Regions from separate parts of the Homo sapiens genome. Here region 2 is linked to region 1. A link is a loop called in an ENCODE intact Hi-C map of the cell type or tissue named here. Cell type or tissue: heart right ventricle. All regions are shown on one strand. Each heading gives the region's core, and the rest is flanking DNA. Links, peaks and the distances in the headings are about the cores only.

What was found. A loop is a pair of places that touch in the nucleus more often than their neighbours do. Peaks named below come from ENCODE experiments on the same cell type or tissue, not always from the same donor. Only the 100,000 strongest peaks of a DNase experiment are listed, where the experiment ranks them.
Region 2: it touches region 1 in a loop (2.5-fold over the local background); 5 of 110 quality-filtered maps call a loop at or near these places.

Annotation. Positions count from the first base shown.
Region 1 is chr17:61,531,036-61,540,603 of GRCh38, reverse strand. No RefSeq gene overlaps it. Among named protein-coding and RNA genes, the nearest start is that of NACA2, 55 kb to the left of the region's middle. In heart right ventricle, for the core only: no CTCF peak of the experiment used is centred there; no DNase peak of the experiment used is centred there; H3K27me3 peaks cover 446 bases.
Region 2 is chr17:61,429,675-61,439,242 of GRCh38, reverse strand. No RefSeq gene overlaps it. Among named protein-coding and RNA genes, the nearest start is that of TBX4, 18 kb to the left of the region's middle. In heart right ventricle, for the core only: no CTCF peak of the experiment used is centred there; no DNase peak of the experiment used is centred there.

The DNA.
Region 1 (9,568 bases), core at 952-8,951:
GAGCAAGAAGACAACCTACAGAATGGAAGAAAATATTTGCAAACTATGCTTTCAACAAAGGTCTAATATCCAGAATATGTAAGGAACTTAAAACAATTCAACCAGCAAAAAACCAAATAGCTCCATTAACAAGTGAGCAAAGGACAGACACTTCTCAAAAGAAGACATACATGCAGCCAACAAGCGTATGAGAAAAGGCTCAACATCACTAATCATCAGGGAAATGCAAATCAAAAACACAATAAGATACCATCTCACAGCAGTCAGAATGACTATTATTAAAAAGTCAAAAATAACAAATGCTGGCAAGGCTACAAAGAAAAGGGAACATTTATACACTGTTGGTGGGAATGTAAGTTAGTGCAACCACTGTGGCAAGCAGCTTGGAGATTTCTCAAAGAACTTAAAACAGAACTATGATTCAACCCAGCAATCCCATTACTGGGCAAAGGAAAATATCCAAAGGAAAATAAATCATTCTACCAAAAAGACACATGCACTTGTATTTTCATCACAGCCTATTCACAATAGCAAAGATGTGGAATCAGTCTAGGTGCCCATTAACAGTGGACTGGATAAAGAAAATGTGGTACATATACATCATGGAATACTATGCAGCCATAAAAAAGAATGAAATCAGGTCCTTTACATCAACATGGATGGAGTTGGAGGCTATTATCCTAAGTGAATTAATGCAGGAACAGAAAACCAAATACCACCACATGTTCTCATTTATAAGTGGGGGCTAAACACTGGGTCCACATGGATATAAAGATGGGAACAATAGACGCTGGACACTACTGGTGGGGGAGAGAGTTGAGACGAAAGGGCTGAAAAACTACCTATTGGGTACTATGCTCACTACCTGGGTGATGGGATCATTCATACCCCAAACCTGTGTTATGCAATATACCCATGTAACAAACCTGCACATGTATGTACCCCCAAATCTACAATAAAAGTTGAAATTATTTAAAAAAAAAATTCTGCCAGGCACAGTGGCGCATGCCTGTAATCCCAGCACTTTGGGAGGCCAAGGCGGGTGGATCACCTGAGGTCAGGAGTTTGAGGCCAGCTTGGCCAACATGGCGAAACCCTATCCCTACTAAAAATGCAAAATTAGCCAGGCGTGGTGGCACATGCCTGTAATCCCAGCTCGGGAGGCTGAGGCAGGAGAATTGCTTGAACCCGGGAGGCGGAGGTTGCAGTGAGCCGAGATGGTGCCACTGTACTGCAGCCTGGGCAACAAGAACGAAATTCTGTCTCAAAAAAAAAAAAAAATTCACTAAACAATGTTGTAAATAGATGTGCGCTTTATTATTCCATCTGTAGTACACAGGCAGAGTCGATTAAGCACAGTTCTTAAGGGCCCTAGGATTTCCAGAATGGTAAATGAGCATTGGCCTCAATTTAAAATCACCAGCGGGCAGGGCGCGGTGGCTCACGCCTGTAATCCCAGCACTTTGGGAGGCCGAGGTGGGTGGATCATCTGAGGTCAGGAGTTCGAGACCAGCCTGACTAACATCATGAAACCCTGTCTCTACTAAAAATACAAAAATTAGCCAGGCATAGTGGCGGGCACCTGTAATCCCAGCTACTCAGGAGGCTGAAGCAGGAGAATGGCTTGAACCCGGAGGCAGAGGTTGCAGTGAGCCAATTGTGCCATTGCACTCCAGCCAGGGCGACAGAGCGAGACTCCGTCTGAAAAAAAAAAAGAAAAAAAAATCACCAGCAACATTAGCTCATAACAAGAGAGTCAGCCTGTGAAGCTGTAGTGCAGGCATTGACTTCTCCTCTCTAGCCATGAAAGTCTTAGGTGGCATCTTCTTCTGATAGAAGGCTGTTTTGTCTACATTGAAAATCTGTTGTTTACTGTAGCCACTTTCATCAATGATCTCAGCTAGACTGCCAGATAACTTGCTGTAGCTTCTACATCAGCCCTTGCTGCTTCACTTGCACTTTTATGTTACAGAGACTTCTCTCTTCAAACTTCATGAACCAACCTCTTACAGCTTCAAACTTTTCTTGTGCAGCTTCTTCACCTCCCTCAGCCTTCATAAAAGAGAATTAGGGCTTTGCTCTGGATTAGGCTTTGGCTTAAGGGAATGTTGTGGCTGGTTTGATCTTCTGTCCAGACCGTTAAAACTTTCTCCATATCGGCAATAAGGGTGCTTTGCTTTTTTCTTTTAATTTTTTTTTTTTTTTTTTTTTTTTGAGACGGAGTCTCACTCTGTCACCCAGGGTGGAGTGCAGTGGCGTGATCTCGGCTCACTGCAACCTCCGCCTCCCTGGTTCAAGCAATTCTCCTGCCTCAGCCTCTTGAGTAGCTGGGATTACAGGCCCCCACCACCATGCCCAGCTAATTTTTGTATTTTTAGTAGACATGGGGTTTCACCACGTTGGCCAAAAAAGCCAGGCTGGTCTCGAACTCTTGACCTCAGGCGATCCACCCGCCTCAGCCTCCCACTTTCTTATTATTCATGCATTTTCAGGAGTAGCACTTTTAATTATCTTCAAAAATTTTCCTTTGCCTGAGGAGAAGGAGAGAGACAGGGGAATGGCTGGTCAGTGGAGCAATCAGAACACATACAACATTTATTGATTAAATTTGCTGTATTAAATGGACATGGTTTTGGTGCCCCAAAACAATTACAATAGTAACATCAAAGAACACTGATCACAGATCACCATAACTATTATTATCATATAATAATAATGCGGAAGTTAGAAATATTGTGAGAATTACCAAAATGTGACCCAGAGACACAAAGCGAGCACACGCTGTTGGAAAAATGGTGCCGACAGACTTTTATGATGCAGGGTTGCCACAAACCTTCAATTTCTAAAAAACGCAATATCGGTGAAGTGTAACTAAAAGAAGTATGCTTGTATTGATTTTAATCATACGACATTCCAGAAAAGGCAAAACTACGGAGAGAGTAAATCGATAAGTGGTTGCCAGGAGTTGAGGGGGACGGGGGAACAAATAGGTAGAGAACAGGGGAATTTGAGGGCAGGGAAACTACTCTGTATGGTACTATAATGGTGGATACATGTCCTTATGTTTGTCCAGATGCATAGAACGCACAATACCAGGAGTGAACACTAATGTAAACTATGGACTCTAGGCGTAATGATGTGTCAGTGTGGGCTCATCAATTATAATAAATGTGCCATGCAGGCAGGGGATGTTAAAAGACTTTTTGAAAGGCAATTTGAAATGCCCACTCTCATCAACCTGTTACTTAAGTTTCTTGGGTTTTATCCTAGATAAATACTTACACCTGTATACACTGACATACATATGAAGATGTTTACTCCAGCATTGTTTATAATAGCAAAAAAAAAGATAAATAATGTAAATATTCATGGAGCTGACTATGTAGACTAAGATTCTATGGATTCACAGAATATAATCCTATTTATGAACAACATTTTAAAATCAAAATTGAAATATATTTACGTGTACGTATATATACAAGATATATAGAAAAATTATCAGAAAGGATAAACCAAACTATTAATAGTAGTCACATCTTGGAAAGGGTGTGGAATTGGGAATAGAGATAGGAAGGAAGTACTTTCAATATTTATGCTCCCTACTTAGATATTTTTTAAAACTTGGGGAATATATTTCTTGTATAAATAATTCAAAATTGCACAAGTGTTTGAAATTATACCCTTATTATGAAAGCAATACATGTTTATTTTAGAAAATTTAGAAAATTCAGAGATGAAAATATGAAAATAAACATTAGCCTGTAACCCAGAAATAGCCACTATTAGCATTTTGATGTACAGATGGTCCCTGACTTATAACAGCTGGACTTTTGATATTTCACCTTTACGATGGTGCAAAAGTAATACCCATTCAGTAGAAACCATAGTTCGAATTTTGAATTTGGACCTCTCCCCAGGATAGGGATATGTAGTATGATACTCTCTCGTGATGCTGGGCAGCGGCAGGGAAAGTGAACAACCAACACACCCACTCTAGCTTTCACTTTCAGTACTGTATTCAGTAAATTGCATGAGATATTCAGCACTTTATTAGAACATAGGCTTTGTATTAGATGATTTTGCCCAACAATAGGCTAATGTCAATGTTCTGAGCATGTTTAAGGTAGGATAAGGCTAAGCTATGATGTTCATAAATCGAGGAGTATCTGTATAGCCTACCAATTTTTCTCCACATCTTTGCATTTTAAAAATAAAAATAGTGGCCAGGAGCGGTGGCTCATGCGTGTAATATCCCAGCACTTTGGGAGGCAGAGGTGGGTGGATCACTTGAGGTCATGAGTTCAAGACCAGCCTGGCCAACATGGTGAAACCCCATCTCTACTTAAAATGCAAAAATTAGCTGGGCATGGTGGCGGGCACCTGTAATCCCAGCTACTCGGGAGGCTGAGGCAGGAGAATCGCTTGAACCTGGGAGGAAGAGGTTGCAGTGAGCCATGATCGCACCACTACCTGGGTGGCAAAGCAAGACTCCATCTCAAAAATAAATAAATAAATAAATAAATAAAATTTAAAAAAATAAAAATAGGCCAGGCGCAGTGGCTCATGCCTGTAATCCCAGTACTTTGGGAGGCCGAGGTGGGCAGATCACGAGGTCAGGAGACCCAGACCATCCCGGCTAACACAGTGAAACCCTGTCTCTACTAAAAATACAAAAAATTAGCCGGGCATGGTGGCGGGTGCCTGTAGTCCCAGCTACTCGGGAGGCTGAGGCAGGAGAATGGCGTGAACCCAGGAGGCTGAGCTTGCAGTGAGCCGAGATTGTGCCACTGCACTCCAGCCTGGGCGACAGAGCAAGACTCTGTCTCAAAAAAAAAAAAAAAAAAAAGTATTATATATTATGACCATTTTCCCTAGCACATTTGATTATGAGTAAAGTTTGAATTAGGGATATTAACTCATTGACCATGTATTTCAAATATACATAACAGAATATTTGTGTACACCATCCTTTTAAAAGGGATATAGATATTTCATTTGTTCAATAGGTTCGAGGGATATAATTGTGAGTGTAAGTACAGTGTATATAACCAATCCCTTGTTGAGGTACTTTTAGTTTTTTCCCAATATTTCACTGTTAGAATCAGTGTTGAAATATCTCCATAACTAAATTCTTACTATGATTGTTTCCTGAGACTAGACTCCTAAATTGCTGGAATTGTTATTGCTGGATCAGAGGTAATGTGCATTTTCTAGGCTTTTGATATATCTTTCCAAAAGCCCTTCGGAGAACTAGTATCTAATACCCACTGGCAGTGCATGAGAGTGCCAGTTTCCCAGTGCCCTGACCAATATTAGATATTATGATTTTTTAAAGTTTGAATTTGATAAGTAAAACCTGGCATTTTGCTTTTATTTCTATTTATCAATTCTTAGATTCTAAATAAAGTTTAAATGAGGGATATTAACCCTTTGACAAATGTTTCAAATATATGTAAACTTTTTAGCCCCCAAACCATAAACTGAGATTACATTTGATTGTCTTTAGAGGTCTCAGTTGCTTAGTTGCTTAGTCATGCTATTAAGCATATAGTTTATATTTTGTGTGTGTGTCTGAAAAGCATCACGCTACATACCAAAAATAACAGTACGATTTTGGCTTGTGATAGACTCTCATATTTCCTTACAGAAAAATAAATTTATTTTCAATCAACTAATGATGTTTTAAAAATTAAAATGTTTTCTGGAAAACTCCATTCTTTGGGAGAAAGCTTTCTTTATTCAAGATTAAAATCTGCTTTAGAGTTTTATGTGGATTAAGTTTTAAATTAACATAGAAGAATAACAATATGAATCAATTTGATCAAAGAAAAAGTGTCACTAATTATTTAAACAAGACACTTACAACGGGGATTTAAAGGCAAAGAAGCGGATTTCCCTTGCATGTGGATCAAATCAGAAGTATCCCATAATTGACTCTTTACAAGACCCTGCTTTAGTGTAATGGACTAGATATTAAAGCTCTAAGTATTTAAAGCTAGTTTCCGTCTTTCTCTAAATGGAGGCCCGCCACTAAGAGCTATTTTACAAGTCTGACACATTAGTTGCATCACGAGGAAAGACCCTGGTTCTGCTCCTATGGTCCGGAATTTCAAGTGCTTTCAATAGTTAAATGGTGTGAAATGGGTAACATTGAACCTGTGAGAAGCAACGAGCGTCTTAAAAAATAAATTCCAGATGGGAAGGGATATAGATACTGTAATGGTTCTTTTCAATGAATTAATTCCAAAAAGAGCTCATACATTTTTTGAATTTTTAGCCAACTTATCTGTGAATAACTTTGGGGGAAAAATAGGAATTTTCCCCTTCCATTATTTAACATTGTCTGGGACGAAGGGGGTTTTGTAAACTTTTACTGTCAGATCAAACATGGTAGTAGAAGAAGAGGAGTCAGATACTGAATGTTTTATAACTTTCTTACGGCAGTATAGTCTAAAGGGTCAGGTCAAGACAACGGATCTTCCTTAAAGTGCTATATTACACTAAATAACCTTTTCATATTTTAGCATTCCCACTACAAAATGGAGTTCTGGTACCTACCACTATATAGTACATCATTCAGGGAGACATAATGCGTTTTAACATACCCAAATGTTTTGATTTCACAGCATCTTTAGTAGTTCACATACAAGATAACTCCAAAAAAGCGTTACAGTGTATTGAAAAGGGCTTTATTGTTTGACTAGATGTGGACTCAAGTCCCAGATCTGCCACTTAGGAAAAGTGTGACCTGAATCAGATTACTAAATCTCTCAGGGCCTCAGTTTCCTCATTTATAAAACAAGGATAGTAGTCATATCTTTAGGAATATTAAGAGGATTACACAATTCAATGTCTGAAAAGTCCTTGGCAGAAGGCTAAGTTGTAAGCCCTCAAAGATCATAGTTATTATTATTCATAGTGAATGCTTGTTGAATTAAGTTTCTTGTAATTTTTCTTCCCCATAATCAAAATATAGTACTGGACTAACACTGGCCATTCTTTCTTCTGTATGGAATACAGACTATTGAAAAATACATGTCTGCTTCTACCATTCAATATAACACATGGAATAGAGCCAAAGCGATACCCGCAGAGTGGGCCTCTGAAATTCTAGCTTCATATCTTCCCAGCACAACTGCACCAACCAGCAGCTCCCAGGCACTACCACGTCCCATTAGGGTGAGAGTCACATCAGCCCATAGGAAGGGGGACTCACTCTGCAACTTGCCAGTGCTCCATTTGGCAGTAACTTCTCGTAAGTAGAAGGTGCTGGAAGAGACAGAATGGCAATCTGGCACTGACTCTAGTTAAAGTTCTCCGTGTTTTCATTACCAACTCCATTTTTATGGTTTAGGCCTTGGCTATAGTAAACTCCAGATTGAATAGATGCCTCAAATATACATCTGAGACCAGCATTTCGCCTTAAATAGCAGTCAAGTTGCCTGCAGATGCATTGTTTTTTGAAATGGAGCATAGAAAGCGTTTTAAAAAAAAATGTCAGGCGTCAAGGAGCCTCACAAATCATTTTTATGTGGCTTCCTGGACCTTTGTTTTTAGCAAATCCCTCAACGGGGGATTGACTCATTTGTGTATTTCTTCAAAGGAAGGATTTTGCAGGTAGCTCTTCATGAGGCCTGCTGCCTTCTAGGATTTGGGAGAAAGAGTTTTAAAAGAGCAGATATGTTTATTTTTGAGAGGTCATTGTTTGGTACCTGCTGCCATTAGCTTGGTGACTAAAGTGCTGGCAATCTCTGGGGTAAACGGATCTGTGTACTCCTGTAACTCAGCACCACAGGTCTGAGATCCCAGGGCCGAGCTGGAGGCCAAACTGTGGTGTTTCAGGATCTCATTAGCACAATTAATAAATAGACTTGATTGTATGCTAACCTAAGAACTGATTGGGTCTTATTTTGTAAATAGAAATTCTATCATAGGATGTCTGTTTTTGAAAGCAAAACCACTTAAACATTATAAAATTGTTTTTTGTCCCTTTGTGTTGTGCTTTTGAAATGAAAATAAATATGTAATTTTGATGGCGTGTGCCTCTAACTAAGTTAAAACATAAGCAAATCTACTTAGCCAAAAAACCAAATTTATTCTTATTTTATTAGGCAGGTGGTGTACATATTAGATGATTTCCCTCTCGGGTTTTACATTTATTTCATGTGTTTTTCTCCAAAGAACAGGAGTTATTCTGTCAAAAGTGGGGAGGTGAAACCTCGGTTAAGGGGATACTGCAAATTCTACGCTTTCAGCAGAAGTAATTTATAGTTTCATAATATTCCAGAGTTTCTCTTTGTCTTTTACATGACAATTTATGACCAAGGTATTTTCATGTTTCCCTTACTCCTTGCTACAAGACTGAACAAATAAACTGTGGGCATACAGGGCCTGTTTCTCCATGCTATTTTCCAGATATGGTTATTTCTTTTTTCTTCCCTTGACCCCACGTGACATAAGCTAAATTCTGCACTGCATTATTTTAATCCAGAAGGCAGATACTGTGAAACTTAACTGGTGAGAATGAGTTTTTGTGTTATTTTGTCTGAAACTATGCCTTAAAGTAATCCAACTGATGAAAAAAATCAATATTCTGATTAAAAAACAATAGAAGAAAAAGGTTTGGCTGCCCAGAGAAGATATATATCCTTGAGACGCCTAAAAAAATATTTTTCAGACATTTGCCCTTGGGTTTAAAAAACATTATGTCATAAAAAATGTGTAAAAAATAGTGTGGCAAACACCTCTCTACCCACAGCCTAACTTAAGAAATTAAACATTAGCAATAAAATTGAAGCTCTCTGTGTGTCGCCTTCCCTAGCTGTAGCCTCCTTCCAATCCGCTAGATGAGGGAATCTAGCATTTTATCATTTCCAGGCACTTTTGTATATTTTACTATATATGTATTGTATCTTTAAACAATATATAGTATTAATATCCATTTTTAAACACCTTATAGAAACGTAATCTGTGTGTATGCCTATGAAAATTGCTTTTTTTCTGTCAACATTTTGTGTCTTACAGCAATCCACATAGATACCTGGAGCTCTCACTAATTTTCACTCCTCTATGTTCTTGTATTGCATGGTTATACCACCATCTACTTTTGAATTTCCTGTGAACGGACATTTAGCCTACCTATTATTTTTTACGATTATTAACGTTGCTAGTGTGAACATTCTTGTGCATATCTTTTTTGTGCACATGAACGAGAACTTCTCTAGAACATATCCGCAAACTGGAACTGGTGAGTCGTGGCATGAATGCATAATCGCTTCTTCTATTTATTATCAATTTATTTTCCAAAATCATTGAGTCAAATGACATTCCCACCAGCAGGGTCTGTTTCATTATCTTCCCAACACTTAGCATTAAAAGACTTTTTAATTTTTGTTAATCTGATGGATGTGAAATATCTCATTTCTCTGCCTATTTAGTGAGGTTTAATATCTATTTATTTACCACCCATGCATATTTCAGCTTCTGTGAAATATAATTTTCTATCTTTCATCCCTTTTTGAGGGATTATTTGTCTTTTTCATAAAGATTTGTAGAAATTCTTTGTGTA
Region 2 (9,568 bases), core at 1,000-8,999, 100 kb after region 1:
TTTGACAACCATCCATGGACAAGAAGAGTACCTCAAGTAGGAAACCAGGAGTCCAGTGAAGCAATTATAGAACTCTGTTTAAGCCAAAAAAAAAAAAAAAAAGAAAGAAAGAAAGAAAAGAAAAAACAACTAAGACTAGATGCGTTGATGAAGGTAAGAACACAGTGGCTCGTGCCTCTAATCCCAGCACTTTAGGAGGCTGAGGCAGGCGGATCACCTGAGGTCAGGAGTTTGAGACCAGCCTGGCCAACATGGTGAAACCCCGTCTCTACTAAAAATACAAAAAATTAGCCGGGCGTGGTGGCACACCCCTGTAATCCCAGCTACCTGAGAGGCTGAGGCAGGAGAATAGCTTGAACCTGGGAGGCGGAGGTTGCAGTGAGCCGAGATCACACCACTGCACTCCAGCCTGGGTGACAGAGTGAGACTCTGCCAAAAAAAAAAAAAAAAAAATTACCTGGTCATGGTGGCAGGTGCCTGTAGTCCCAGCTACTCCAGAGGTTGAGGCAAGAGAATCACCTGAACCCAGGAGGCGGAGGTTGCAGTGAGCTGAGACTGCAGCACTGCACTCCAGCCTGGGCAACAAGAGCGAGACTCCACCTAAAAAAAAGAAAAAGAGGAAGAACAGTTTCACTTAACCCACATCACCCTACTCCCAAGGCAGCATGGCTCAGTGCCCAAGTCCACAGTTTCTTCGATGGGGGATAGTGAGAGTGAAGTGAGTGTCCAGCTTCCCCAGCCTCACAGGTTGTTACCCAAGAGGCTCACTTCTGCCTCACCCCACCCAGATCACAGAAGATCACACAGCTAAAAGTCTTGGGGGAGGTAGGAGCAACCACAAAGTCTCAAAAACCAGCTGTAGACCCTATTAATTGGTTTGAGACTCCACCAGGAGTCTGAAAACCATGAAAACCCTGTAGGATGCCTCATCTTCAACACCTTCAATTGGATGACTCACACCCTCAGCACTCTGCATGTGCCCCTGAAATGGCACATGCAAAAGTCCTCAGATGGCATTTATGCGTTCCTGAGACAGAGCACCTGAGCCTCCACAGATAGTGAGTGCAAGCCACCACAGAGGACACATGCAAATCCCCACAGACAGCACATAGATATCAGCAGCTATCTCAACTTTGCAGGGTTGAGAGAAGGTGCACAATCTTGAACACTTCAAGGCACTTTCCTGGAGAAAATTAAGAGGAGGCCCTCCACACCTGGCCTGACTTTACAGGATTGAGAGTAGGCACACAATCCTAAGCCTTACCCCCACAAGGGGGAACAAGAGAGTGGGGCAGGTGAATCCATAGAAAAGGCCTGAAAGACGTCAAACTCTTGATTGTCTGGTGAATGTCTTTCTCTTCCAAAGCCAGTTAGTAGAGACTGGAAGAGGAGACTGCTTTTTCAAAGACAGAAATGCAACACTTCAAGGAACAAGAAGAATTAAGAAAACATGACACCACCAAAGGAACAAAATAAAGCTCCTGTGGCTGATCCCAAAGAAATTGAGACCTATGAATTGCCTGATAAATAATTCAAAATAAGTGACTTAAGCTCACTGAGGTACAGGAGAACACAGACAACTAAACAAAATCAGGAGAACAATACAAGAACAAAATGAGAAATTCAACCAAAAGATAGAAATCATAAAAAAGAACTAAACAGAAATTCTGGAGCTGTAGAATATGATGAATGAACTGAAAAATTCAATAGAGAGCTTCAACAGGGGACTCAAGCAGAAGAAAGAAGCAGTGGACTCAAAGACAGATCATTTGAAATTATCCAATCAGAGCAACAATAAGAAGAAAGGATGAAAAAGGCCTGTGTAACTTATGGGACAACATGAAACAAAACAACATTTGCATTATGAGTTGATGTTCTAGCACATTCAAAGTGCTGAAACAACAAAAACAACTGCTAACCAAGAATATTCTACATAGGAAATCTATTTTTAAGAAAGGAAGGAGAGATACTTTTCCAGCTGAGGGAGTTCATTACTACTTACAAGAAGTACTAAAGAAAGTTCTTCAGGTTGAAATGAAAGGATATCAGCCAGCACTGGAAAGAAGAAGAAGAAGAGAGAAGGAAGAAGGAGAGGGAGAGGGAGGAAGGAAGAAGGAAAAGAAGAAGAAGGAGGAGGAATGAAAGGACACTAAACATAAGAAACATATGAAAGTATAAAACTTGCTAGCAAAGGTAAATGTATAGTCAGATTCAGAATAGTCTAATTCTGTAATGGTAGTATGTAAATTGCTTTTACCACCAGTGTAAAAGTTTAAAGACAAAAGTATTAAAAATGACTATAGCTGCAATAATTTACTAATGAATGCACATTATAAAAATGTAAACAGTAATATTAATAATATTAAATGTAGGGGAGAAGAAGTTAAAGTTTTTGTATGTGATCAAAGTTAAGTTTTTATCAGGTTAAAATAGTCTATTATAACAATAGAATGTTTTCTGTAATCCCATGGTAATCACAAAGAAAAAATTCTGTAGGAGATACACAAAATACAAAGAGAAAGGAATCAAAACAAAATACTATAAAAAATTATTAAATCACAAAGGAAGACAACAATAGAGAAAAGAGCAAATGAATTGCAAAACAGAAAACAACTAGATGGCAATAGTAAGTCCTTACCTATCAATAATTACCTTACATATAAATGACTTAATTTCACCAATCAAAAGACAGAATAGCTGAATGACTAAAAAACAAGATCCTGCTATATGCTGCCTACAGGAGACTCACTTTAGCTTTAAGACACACACAGGCTGAAAGTAAAGGGGTGGAAAAGGCTATTGCACTCAAATGGAAGCCAAAAGAGAGCAGAGGTAGCTATACTTATATTAGGCACAAAGGACTTTAAGTCAAAACCTGTCACAATAGTCAAAGAAGGTCATCATATAATGAATGATAAAAGGGTCAGTTCACTAAGAAGGTATTACAATTGTGAGTATACATACACCCAACTTTGGAACACCTAAATATACAAAGCAAATAACAATAGAACTGAAAGGACAAACAGACAGCAATATAATAGTAATAGAAGACTCCAATATGCTACATTCAATCTTGGATAGATATCCAGACAGAAAATCAATAAACAAACAGCATTCAATGAAATACTAGCAAGCTGAATTCAATAGCACATTAAAAGGATTATACACTATGATCAAGTGGAATTTATCCCTGGGATGCAAGGACAGTTTGACATATACAAAACAATAAGTGAAGTACACCACATTAACAAACAAAGGATAAAAAATATATGATCATTTTAATATATGCAGAAAAAACATCTGACAAAATTCAATATCCTTTCATGATTAAAAACTCTCAACAAATGAGTTATAGAGGAATGTACCTCAACATAATAAAAGTCATATATGACAGCCCACATCTAACATCATATTCAACAAAGAAAATCTGAAAACTGTTCCTTTAAGGACAGGAACAGCACGTTGTGCACATGTACCCTAAAACTTAAAGTATAATAATAATAATAAAAAGAAAGAACAGGAACAACACAAGTGTGCCCACTCTCACCACTTCTATTCAAAATAGTACTGGAAGTGTTTGCCAAAGCAATTAGGCAAGAAGAATAGATAAAAGAAATTCAAAAAGAAAGATGTTAAATTGTATGTTTGCAGATTATATGATCTTATATATAGAAAACCCTAAATACTGTTAGAACTAATACACATCTTCATTAAAGTTGCAGGATAAAAAATCAACATATAAAATACAGTTGCATTTCTATGCACCAACAACAAACTACCCAGAGAAGAAATTAATAAAATGGTCTCATTTACAATAGCATCAAAAAAATAAAATACTTAGGAATAAATTAACCAAGGAGGTGAAAGATCTGTACCCTGAAAACTAGAAAACATTGATGAAAAAAATTGAAGAAGATACAAATAAATGAAAAGATATACCATATACATGGATTAGAAGAATTAATATTGTTAAATTGTCCATACTCCAAAACAGTCTGCTGATTCAATGAAGTTCCTATAAAATTCCAATGGCATTTTTCACAGAAATAGAAAAAACAATCCTAAAGTTCATATGGAACCACCAAAGACCCCAAATTGCCAAAGCAATTTTGAGAAAGAAGAACAAAGCTGGAGGAATCACACTCTTTGATTTCAGACTATATTACAAAACTATGGTAATCAAAGAAATATGGTACAGGCACACAAACAGACAATGACAAATAAAACACAATAGGAAGCCCAAAAATACACCCATGCATTTATAGTCAACTAATCTTTCACAAGGACACCAAGAATACACAATGGGGGAAAAGGATAGACTCTTCAATAAATGTTGCAGGGAAAACTGGATATCCACCTGCAAAAGAATAAAACTGGATCCCACTCTTAAACCATATACAAAAATTAACTCAAAATGCATTAAAGACTTAAACATAAGATCTGAAAATGTAAAACTCTTAGAAGAAAATATAAGAGAAAAGCTCCTTGACATGGGGCATAGCTAAAACTTTTGGATATGACACCAAAAGCACAGGCAACAAAAGCAAAAACAAACCAAGTGGGACTCCATCAACCTAAAAAGCTTCTGCATAGTAAAGGAAACAATCAACAAACTGAAAAGGCAACCTATGGGATGGAAGAATATATTTGCAAACCACATATCTGATAAAAGGTTAATACTCAAAATATATAAGGAACTCACACAACTCAATAGCAAAACAAAAACAACAACAATAAAAACACAAATAACCCGATTAGAAATGGACCAAGGACCTGAATAGACATTTTTCCAAAGAAGACATATAAATGGCCAACAGGTATATAAAAAAGGTGCTCACTAATCATCAGAGAAATGCAAGACAAAGCCACAATGAGATATCATCTCACACCTGTCAGGATGGTCATTACAAGTTGAGCATCCCTACTCTAAAAATCCAAAACCTGAAATGCTTCAAAACCTGAAAGTTTTTGAGCATTAACATGTCACCACAAGTGGAAAATTCTACATCTAACCTCATATGATTGGCCATAATGAAAATGCAGGCACACAACACACAGTTCATTCAGCATCCCCAATGGGGAAGCCACCCCCATCCCCCTTCAGCTGTGACATGTCTTTTCTGTACATGTCCAGATTTTCGCATGTAAGCACATCCACCAAGGGTTATAAAATGGCATAACCCATTTAAAAACCCATTTTTAAAATGGTGTGGAGGCCAGATGCACCAATTTCAGGTTCTCCACAATGCCCCACATGGGGCCAATACCTATGTGCATTACTTACTGTGGTATTTCTTTTGGCTTATTCTCTGCTCTGTGGTGTAAAGATATTATTGAAAATGTCAGAAAGGCCTACAGATACTCCTGTGGGCAACACAGGAGAGAAAAAGAGGACACAGTTATGTTTATCTATAGCACAGAAAATCAAGCTATTGGAGAAGCTGGACAGCAGTGTAAGTATGAAATGTCTTACAGAAGAGTATGGTGTTGGAATGACCACCACATATGACCTGAAGAAACAGAAGGATAAACTGTTGAAGTTCTATGCTGAAAGCAATGAACAGAAGTTAATAAAAAAAAAAACAAAAATAGAAAAACAGGCTGGGTGCAGTGGCTCATGCCTACAATCCCAGCACTTTGGGAGGCTAGGGCAGGCAGATTACAAGAGCTCAGGAGTTCAAGACCAGCCTGGACCACATGGCAAAACCCCATCTCTACAAAAAAAAATTTAAAAATCAGTCAGGCATGGTGGCTCATTCCTGTAATCCCAGCAGTTTGGGAGGCCAAGGCGGGTGGATCACTAGAGCTCAGGAGTTCGAGACCAGCCTGGCCAACATGGTGAAACCCCATCTCTACTAAAAACACAAAAATAAGCTGGGTGTGGTGGCATGTGCCTATAATCCTAGCTACTCGGGAGGCTGAGGCACGCAAATCACTTGAACCTGGGAGGTGAAAGTTGCATTGAGCCAAGATTGCACCACCGCACTCCAGCCCGGGCGACAGAGCGAGACTCTGTCTGAAAAACAAAGAAACAAAAAACCAAAAAATTAGCTGGGTGTGGTAACGCGTGTCTGTAGTCCCAGCTACTCAGGAGGCTGAAGTGGTAGGATCGCCTGGGCTGGAGAGGTGGAGGTTGCAGTGAGCTGAGATTAAGCTACTGCATTCCAGCCTGGATGACATAGACACTGTCTCAAAACAAAAAAAAACCAACAATAACAAAAAGAAAAACAGTGCATAAAGTTAATAATGAAGATCTCGATCATGTATTGAAAGAATGGGTTCAAAAGTGTTGCAGTAAATACTGGTTGCTGATCATGAAACAAGCAAAGATCTATCACAGTGAACTGAAAATTGAAGGGAACTATGAATGTTCAACAGGCTGGTTTCAGAAATTTAGGAAAAGACAGCATTAAATTTTTAAAGATTTGTGGTGATAAAGCATCTGCTGATCATGAAGTAGCAGAGAAATTCATTGACAAGTTTGCCCGAGTCATCACTAACAAAAATCTGACACCAGAACTAGTCTATAATGCTGATGAAATATCACTGTTTTGGCATTATTTCCCCAGAAAGACACCGACTACACTTGATGAGACAGGAATTAAGGATGCCAGTGATAGGCCGGGCACAGTGGCTCATGCCTGTAATCCCAGCGCTTTGGGAGGCCAAGGCAGGCAGATCACCTGAGGTCAGGAGTTTGAGAACAGCCTGGCCGACATGGTGAAACTGCATCTCTACTAAAAATACAAAAAAAAAAAAAAAAAAGTAGGACGTGGTGGCGCATGCTACTGGGGAGGCTGAGGCACGAGAATCGCTGGAAGCTGGGTGGCAGAGGTTGGCAGTGAACCAGAATTGCGCCATTGCACTCCAGCCTGGGCAACAGAGCGAGACTCCGTCTTAAAAAAAAAAAAAAAAAAAAAAAGATGCCAAGGATAGAGTAACCCTGCTGGGATGTGTTAATGTAGCAAGCATCTATAAGTATAAACTTGCTGTGATTGGCAAGAGCTTGCATCCTCACTGTTATCAAGGAGGAGATCTCTTACCAGTCTACTATTATGCTAACAAAAAGGCACAGATCATCAGGGACACCTTTTATGATTGGTTTCACAAACATTTTGTACCAGTGGCTAGTACTCACTGCAGGGAAGCTGGAATGCGTGATGATGTAAGACTTTGTTATTCCTTGATTACTGTTCTGCTCATTCTCCAGCTGAAATTCTCACAAAAAATAATGTTTATGCCATGTACTTTCCCCCAGATGTGACTACATTAATTCAATGTGACTAGGGTATCCTTAGGTCAATGAAGAGTAGATGTAAAATCACTTTATTGAACAGAATGCTAGCAGCAGTGAACAGAGGCATGAGTGCAGAAGGTTTTCAAAAGGAGGTGACATGAAGGACGCCACATATACTGTTGCCAGCGCTTAGAACACAGTGACTAAAGACATAGTTGTGCATGCCTGGTGCGACCTCTGACCTTTGACTATGTTCAGTGATGATGATGAACAAGGTGGTGACTTTGGAGAATTGTGTATCAAGTGAGAAAGAACTGGTGTCAAGTGAGAACAAAATGATATATGGCTTTCTTTCATATGCAAAAAATATACCTTCAGAGTCTGCCAGTAAGTTAGAAGAAGTAGATAGCAAAGGGCTTTTTGACATTGATAATAAGGCTCCAGTTGTTTACTCATTGGCTGATGATGAAATAGACACATGGCTCCAAACCAAAGTGATCATGATAATAGTGGCAATGAAGATGACATTGTTAACATTTTTTGCAGAAAAAATGTCTATAGATGGCATGGTGAAAATGTGTGATGGGCTTATTGAAGGACTAAAGCAGCATACATTCACAACAGAACAAGAAATCGTGTTCATTTATAAAATCAAAAAGACACTTCTAAGACAAAATCTGTTGTTGGCTGGGTGTGGCGGCTCATGCCTCTAATCCCAGAACTTTGGGAGGCCAAAGCAGGAGGATCGCTTGAGCCAGGAGTTCGAGACAGGCCTGGGCAACATGCTGAGACTCTGTCTCTACAAAAATAAGAAATAAATTAAAAAAATTAGCAGGGCATGGTGTTGTGTGCCTGTAATCTCAGCTACTTGGGAGGCTGAGGCGGGAGGATTGCTTGAGCCCACGAGGTCAAGGCTGCATGGAGCCATGTTCCCACTACTGCCTTTCAACCTGGGCGACACAGTAGCAAGACCCTGTCTCAAAAAAAAAAATGGTAAGTCATATTTTTTACTGTTAAGTACTTATCTGTGAATAAATGTAAAAAAATGATTGTTTAATTAGTAGCATATACATTCAGATTCAGGCATGATGATGATGCCAAACAACCACAGATTATCCACATTGGTGGCAGAGATCGTGACACTTTTGCTTTCTGATGTTTCAGTGTACACAAACTTTGTTTCATGCACAAAATTATTTAAAACATTGTATAAAATTACCTTCAGGCTATATGTATAAGGTATATATAAAACATAAATGAATTGTGTGTTTAGACTTGGGTTCCATTCCCAAGATACCTCATTACATATATGCAAATATTCCAAGCTTTTAAAAAAAATCCAAAATGCGCGGCCGGGCATGGTGGCTCACACCTGTAATCCCAGCGCTTTGGGAGGCCAGGGCAGGTGGATCACGAAGTCAGGAGTTCAAGACTAGCCTGGCCAACATGGTGAAACCCCGTCTCTACTAAAAATACAAAAATTAGCCAGGCATGGTGGTGGGTGCCTGTAATCCCAGCTACTTGGGAGGCTGAGGCAGATAATTGCTTGAACCTGGGAGGTGGAGTTTGCAGTGAGCCAAGATCGTACCACTGCACTCCAGCCTGGGCAACAGAGTGAGACTCTATCTCAAAAAAAAAAAAAAAAAAAAAAAAATCCCTTCAGATAAGGGACACTCAACTTGTATTAAAAAAAAAAAAGTGTTGGTGAGGGTGTGGAGAAAAGGGAACGCTTATGTACACTGTTGGTGGGGATATAAGTTGGTATGGCCATTATGGAAAATAGTATGAAAGTTTCTCAAAAAATTAAAATAGAAGTACCATATAATCCAGCAATCCCACTTCTAGGTGCTTGTCCAGAGGAATTGAAATCAAGGTCTTGAAAAGTTACTTGCACTCCTATTTTCATTGCAGCATTATTCAAAATAGCAACGATATGAAAATAACCTAAATGTCCATCAACAATGAATGAATAAGGCCATGCGCGGTGGTTCACTCCTGTAATCCCAGCACTTTGGGAGGCCGAGGCCAGTGGATCACTTAAAGTCAGGAGTTCGAGACCAGCCTAGCCAACATGGTGAAATCCCATCTCTACTAAAAATAAAAAATTAGCTGGGCATGGTGGTGGACGCCTATAATCCTAGCTACTCAGGAGGCTGAGGCAGGAGAATCACTTGAACTCGGGAGGCAGAGGTTGCAGTGAGCTGAGATTGTACCACTGCACTCCAGCCTGGGTGATAGAATGAAACTCAGTCTTAAAAAAAATAAAAAATAAAAAAATGAAAAAAATGAATAAAGAAAATGTGGTGCATACATATACAATGAAATGTTATC